Linked DNA regions of Homo sapiens: region 1 is linked to region 2. A link is an interaction called in ENCODE POLR2A ChIA-PET data of the cell type or tissue named here. Cell type or tissue: endothelial cell of umbilical vein. All regions are shown on one strand.

Region 1 (2,500 bases), 260 kb before region 2:
TGTTGGCAAGAATAAGCAAGGAATGGGAACAGGAAAGACATGTTCCCAGGGAGACATTGCAGATCCCCTGGGCCAGCTTCTGTGGAGATTCCTATTTTGAGGGTCAAGGTTGAACTTGTGTTACACAGGACATGGGATATAGCCCTGGCCTTTTCCAAGCAATAGCCTCACTTATTCTACCTATATTTGTGGAGGATCTTCCACATGCCTGGCTTGTGTTGGTTCTCTTGGGCCTTCAACCATGAACCATACTCTGGGGAAGTGCTCAGGTGAGTGAGAGGCAGGACGCAAACGATTCCCAGCAAGGAGGCTCTGGAGCTGGCCCAGCTGCCTTCAGATCCAGGCTCCACTACTTTCTGCCACGTCACCAACAGGGTTTACCTAGCTTTCCTGCATGCTTATCTGTGAAATGATATTTACCTCACAAAGTAGTGAAGAAATGTGTAATTAGAATGGATGATGTAAAGGCGTTTAGCAAATTGCCTGGCACATGTTATACACATAATAAATGAGTGTTTCTGTTGTAAGCACGAGTTGGAAGGGACAGATAAGTAAACTGCAGTGGCGTAAAGTGTTGTGGGAGTGTAGAGGAGGGAGTGTCTGACTCTGCCAGGAGCAAGATCAGGTTATTGAGGACATTGCCAAAAGAGTTATGAAACACTGGGACTTTGGTCAGGGTGGGAGGAGGTCTGAGAACGGGCATCATGAAAATGTTCCCTAAATGTTTCAGGTATGCTATCCATCCCTCCCCCTCCAGAAAACCACTAATGACTCTTTAAAAGTAACTTTTTTTTTTTTTTTTAGACAGGATCTTGCTCTGTTGCCCAGGTTAGAGAGCAGTGGCACAATCATGGCTCACTACAGCCTCGACCTCCTGGGCTCAAGCAACCCTCCTGCCTCGGTCTCCTGAGTAGCTGGGACTACAGGTGCATGTTGCTAAGCCCGGCTAATTTTTAAAAATTTTTTTGTAGAGATGAGGTTTCATTATGTTTCCCAGGCTGGTCTCAAACTCCTGAGCTCAAGTGATCCTCCTGCTTGGCCTCCCAAAGTGCTGAGATTACAGGTGTGAACCACCACGCCCAGCAAAAATTAACTTATTATTATTTAAAAATTACTTTTCATAAAACTTGGAAAATAGAGGAAAGAATTGCTCACAATCCCAACACACTAGTATTTGCTGCCTCCCTATCTTTATTGTTACTGTTTTTAAGTTTTAATCATAGTTCATGTGAAAATTTATATTTTGCATTTTTGCCTTAATATGCAATCATACACATGTTTACTACGTTTTTTTTGTTTGTTTTGTTTGTTTGTTTCCCGAGACAAACTCGTGCTCTGTTGCCCAGGCTGGACTGCAGTGGTGGGATCTTGGCTCACTGCAACCTCTGCCTCCTGGGTTGAAGTAATTCTCCTGCCTCAGCCTCCCGAGTAACTGGGATTTCAGGCACCTGCCACCATGCCCGGCTAATTTTTTTTGTATTTTTAGAAGAGACGGGGTTTCACCATGTTGCCCAGGCTGGTCTCGAACTCCTGAGCTCAGGCAGTCTGCCCACCTTGGCCTCCCATAGTGCTAAGACTACTGGCGTGAGCCACTGCACCCGGCCCAACATACATATTGTTTCTAATGTCTGCACAAATTTAATGGACTATATCATATTTATGTAACTAATTATCTATTGCTGGGTATTTAGGTTGTTTTCTTTGTGTTTGTGTGTGTGTGTATGTGCACATTTTTCTGTCATGTGAATGGTAAATTGACATAATTTCCTTAAACATTTAGCTAATTTTGGATATTTAAGTAGTTTTTCTTCTTTTGTTTTTGCTATAATATGTAAAGGTCGGGCGTGGTGGCTCACGCCTGTAATCTCAGCACTTTGGGAGGCCAAGGTGGGCGGATCACAAAATCAGGAGTTTGAGATCAGCCTGGCCAATATGGCGAAACCTCGTGTCTACTAAAAATACAAAAATTATCCAGGCGTGGTGGCAGGTGCCTGTAGTCCCAGCTACTCGGGAGGCTCAGGCAGGAGAATCGCTTGAACCTGGGAGGCGGAGGTTGCAGTGAGCCGAGATTGTGCCACTGCACTCCAGCCTGGGCAACAGAGAGAGACTCCACCTCAAAAAAAAAAAAAAAAAAAAAAAAAAAAAAAAAAAGTAACAATGCATTGAAAATCTTCAGGCATATGGCTTTTCCCGTATTTTGAATAATTTCCTGAAGGAGTATTGGGTCAAAGGGCAGGGATATTTTGTGATTCTTGACTTGTATCACCAAGCTGCTTTCTCAAAGGGTTGTTTGTGCCAATTCAGATACTTCAGCAATATGTGGATACCAGTTTCCCACTTCCCGGACTACAACCCACAGCTGGTGAGTGGAAAAGAGGACATTCTTCTAAGAAGCTACCAACAAAGGAGGTGCTCATATGAACGAAAGGGGACAGGATAGAAGAGAAGAGGGAGACTGAATGTGGGAAATGGAGAGAAAGCGAAAAAGAAAGGAATAACC
Region 2 (2,500 bases):
TATCATTACAGTCGTAATAACATATAGACTAAATTTGGTCTTTTTTTTTTTTTTTTTTTGAGATGGAGTCTCATTTGTGGCCCAAGCTGGAGTGCAGGGGCATGATCTTGGCTCACTGCAACCTCCACTTCTCAAGTTCAAGCAATTCTCCTGCCTCAGCCTCCCATAAATTCTGAATTCTGTCTTAGTAAAAAATTGTGACATAACTAAGTTGGAAAGACCTAGGGAAGAGTGGGTGCAATAAAGGAGCAAAATCTTTATTTATCACAATAAAATTGAATAGATTATGTGTAAAACTGATAAATCAAGAGAAAGCAATAAGCATGTTATTAGAAACAGGAAAATCCGGGCCAGGGGTGGTGGCTCACGCCTGTAATCCCAGCACTTTGGGAAGCCAAGGCAGGCAGATCACTTGAGGTTAGAAGTTCAAGACCAGCCTGGCCAACATGGTAAAATCCTGTCTCTACTAAAAATACAATAATTAGCCAGGCGTAGAGGTGAGTGCCTGTAATTCCAGCTACTTGGGAGGCTGAGGCAGGAGAATACCTTGAACCTGAGAGGCAGAGATGCAGTACAGTGAGCCAAGAGATTGCACCACTGCACTCCAGCCTGGGCAACAGAGAGACCCTGTCTCGAAAAAAAAAAAAAAAAAAAGAAACAGGAAAATAGCAGAAACTACATTTCAATGTGTTAAAAGTAGTTGACTCCCCTAATGTTTGTCAAAGTATTTTGTAAACTGTAAAGTACTGCACAAATATAACAATCCTGTTATTCAATTCTTTTTTTTTTTTTTTTTTTTTGAGAAGGAGTCTCGCTTTGTTGCCCAGGTTGGAGTGCAGTGGCACAATCTCGGCTCACTGAAACCTCCTCCTCCCAGGTCCAAGTGATCCGCCTGCCTCAGCACCATTAGTAGCTAGGATTATAGGCATGCGCCACCACGCCTGGCTAATTTTTGTATTTTTAGTAGAGGCGGGGTTTCACCACGTTGGCCAGGCTAGTCTCAAACCCCTGACCTTGTGATCTGCCCACCGTAGCCTCCCAAAGTGCTGGGATTACAGGCATGAGCCACTGTGCCTGCCCTATTCAACTCTTTTTTTTTTTTTTTTTTTTTTTTTAAGTAGTGCCTCTGCGCCAGGTGTGGTGGCTCACACCCAGCACTTTGGGAGGCCGAGGCGGGCAGATCACGAGGTAAGGAGTTCGAGACCAGCCTGGCCAACGTGGTGAAACCCCGTCTCTACTAAAAATACAAAAATTACCCGAGCGTGGTGGCGGGAGCCTGTAGTCCCAGCTACTCGGGAGGCTGAGGCAGGAGAATCGCTTGAACCTAGGAGGCAGAGGTTGCAGTGAGCTGAGATTGTGCCATTGCACTCTAGCCTGGGCGACAGAGTGAAACTCCGTCTCAAAAAAAAGTAGTGCCTCTGGCAGGGTGTGGTGGCTCATGCCTGTAATCCCAGCACTATGGGAGGCCAAGGCGGGTGGATCACCTGAGGTCGGGAGTTCGAGACCAGCCTGACCAAAATGGAGAAACCCTGTCTCTACTAAAAATACATTAGCTGGGAGTGGTGGCACATGCCTGTAATCTCGGCTACTCGGGAGAGGCTGAGGCAGGAGAATTTCTTGAACCCGGGAGGTGGAGGTTGTGGTGAGCCGAGATCGTGACACTACACTCCAGCCTCCAGGCGACAAGAGCAAAATTTCATCTCAAAAAAAAAATAATAAAAAAAATAAACGTAGTGCCTCTGAAGTGGAGTGGAGGGTTTTTTTTTCTCTTAAATTTGATTTTTTTCTTTTGCTTTTAATACAAGTGCACGTGATGCTTTTAGTTAAAAAATTAAACACACAAGCCCAAGGATCTGGCTGGGGAAAACCTGTCCATTAATTTGCTTCCAGTTGCAGAAAGGACAGCTGTAGTCCAGATCCCAGCACTTTGGGAGGTTGAGGTGGGCAGATCACCTGAGGCCAGGAATTCGAGACAAGCCTGGCCAACATGGTGAAACCCCATCTCTACTAAAAAGACAAAAATTAGCCAGGCATGTTGGCTCATGCCTGTAATCCCAGCTACTCAGGAGGCTGAGGCATAAGAATTGCTTGAACCTGGGAGGCGGCGGTTGTAGTGAGCCAAGATTGTGTCACTGCACTCCAGCCCATGCAACAGAGCGAGACCCTGCCTCAAAAAAAAAAAAAAAGAAAGAGAGAAAACAAAAAGAAAGGACAGCTGTAGACAACTGCATGTTCCTCTGATACCCAGAAAACCAAAGGGGACAATTTAGGAAATAACCTAGAACTGCCCAGACCTGTGTTACCAGGAAGTCTACTCTCTTTTGTTTTGGTAGATGGAAGTTTAGGGTTGTTTTAAGTAATTTGTATTTGTGCTGCTAATTCAAACCTAGTCATCTAAAAGCTAAGCTTGGCTAGCTGCAGTGGCTCATGCCTGTAACCCCAGCACTTTGCGGTTAGGCTGACTCAGAAGGATTGCTTGAGACCAGGAGTTTGAGACCAG

What was found. ChIA-PET counts read pairs that join two places held together with the same protein. Peaks named below come from ENCODE experiments on the same cell type or tissue, not always from the same donor. Only the 100,000 strongest peaks of a DNase experiment are listed, where the experiment ranks them.
Region 1: POLR2A ChIA-PET joins it to region 2 with 6 read pairs; 5 of 35 experiments call an interaction of 5 or more read pairs at or near these places.

Annotation. Positions count from the first base shown.
Region 1 is chr15:40,949,480-40,951,979 of GRCh38, forward strand. No RefSeq gene overlaps it. Among named protein-coding and RNA genes, the nearest start is that of CHAC1, 2.7 kb to the right of the region's middle. In endothelial cell of umbilical vein, no CTCF peak of the experiment used is centred here; no DNase peak of the experiment used is centred here.
Region 2 is chr15:41,205,840-41,208,339 of GRCh38, forward strand. The region is part of intron 7 of EXD1 (exonuclease 3'-5' domain containing 1); the gene reads right to left. Among named protein-coding and RNA genes, the nearest start is that of EXD1, 24 kb to the right of the region's middle. In endothelial cell of umbilical vein, no CTCF peak of the experiment used is centred here; no DNase peak of the experiment used is centred here.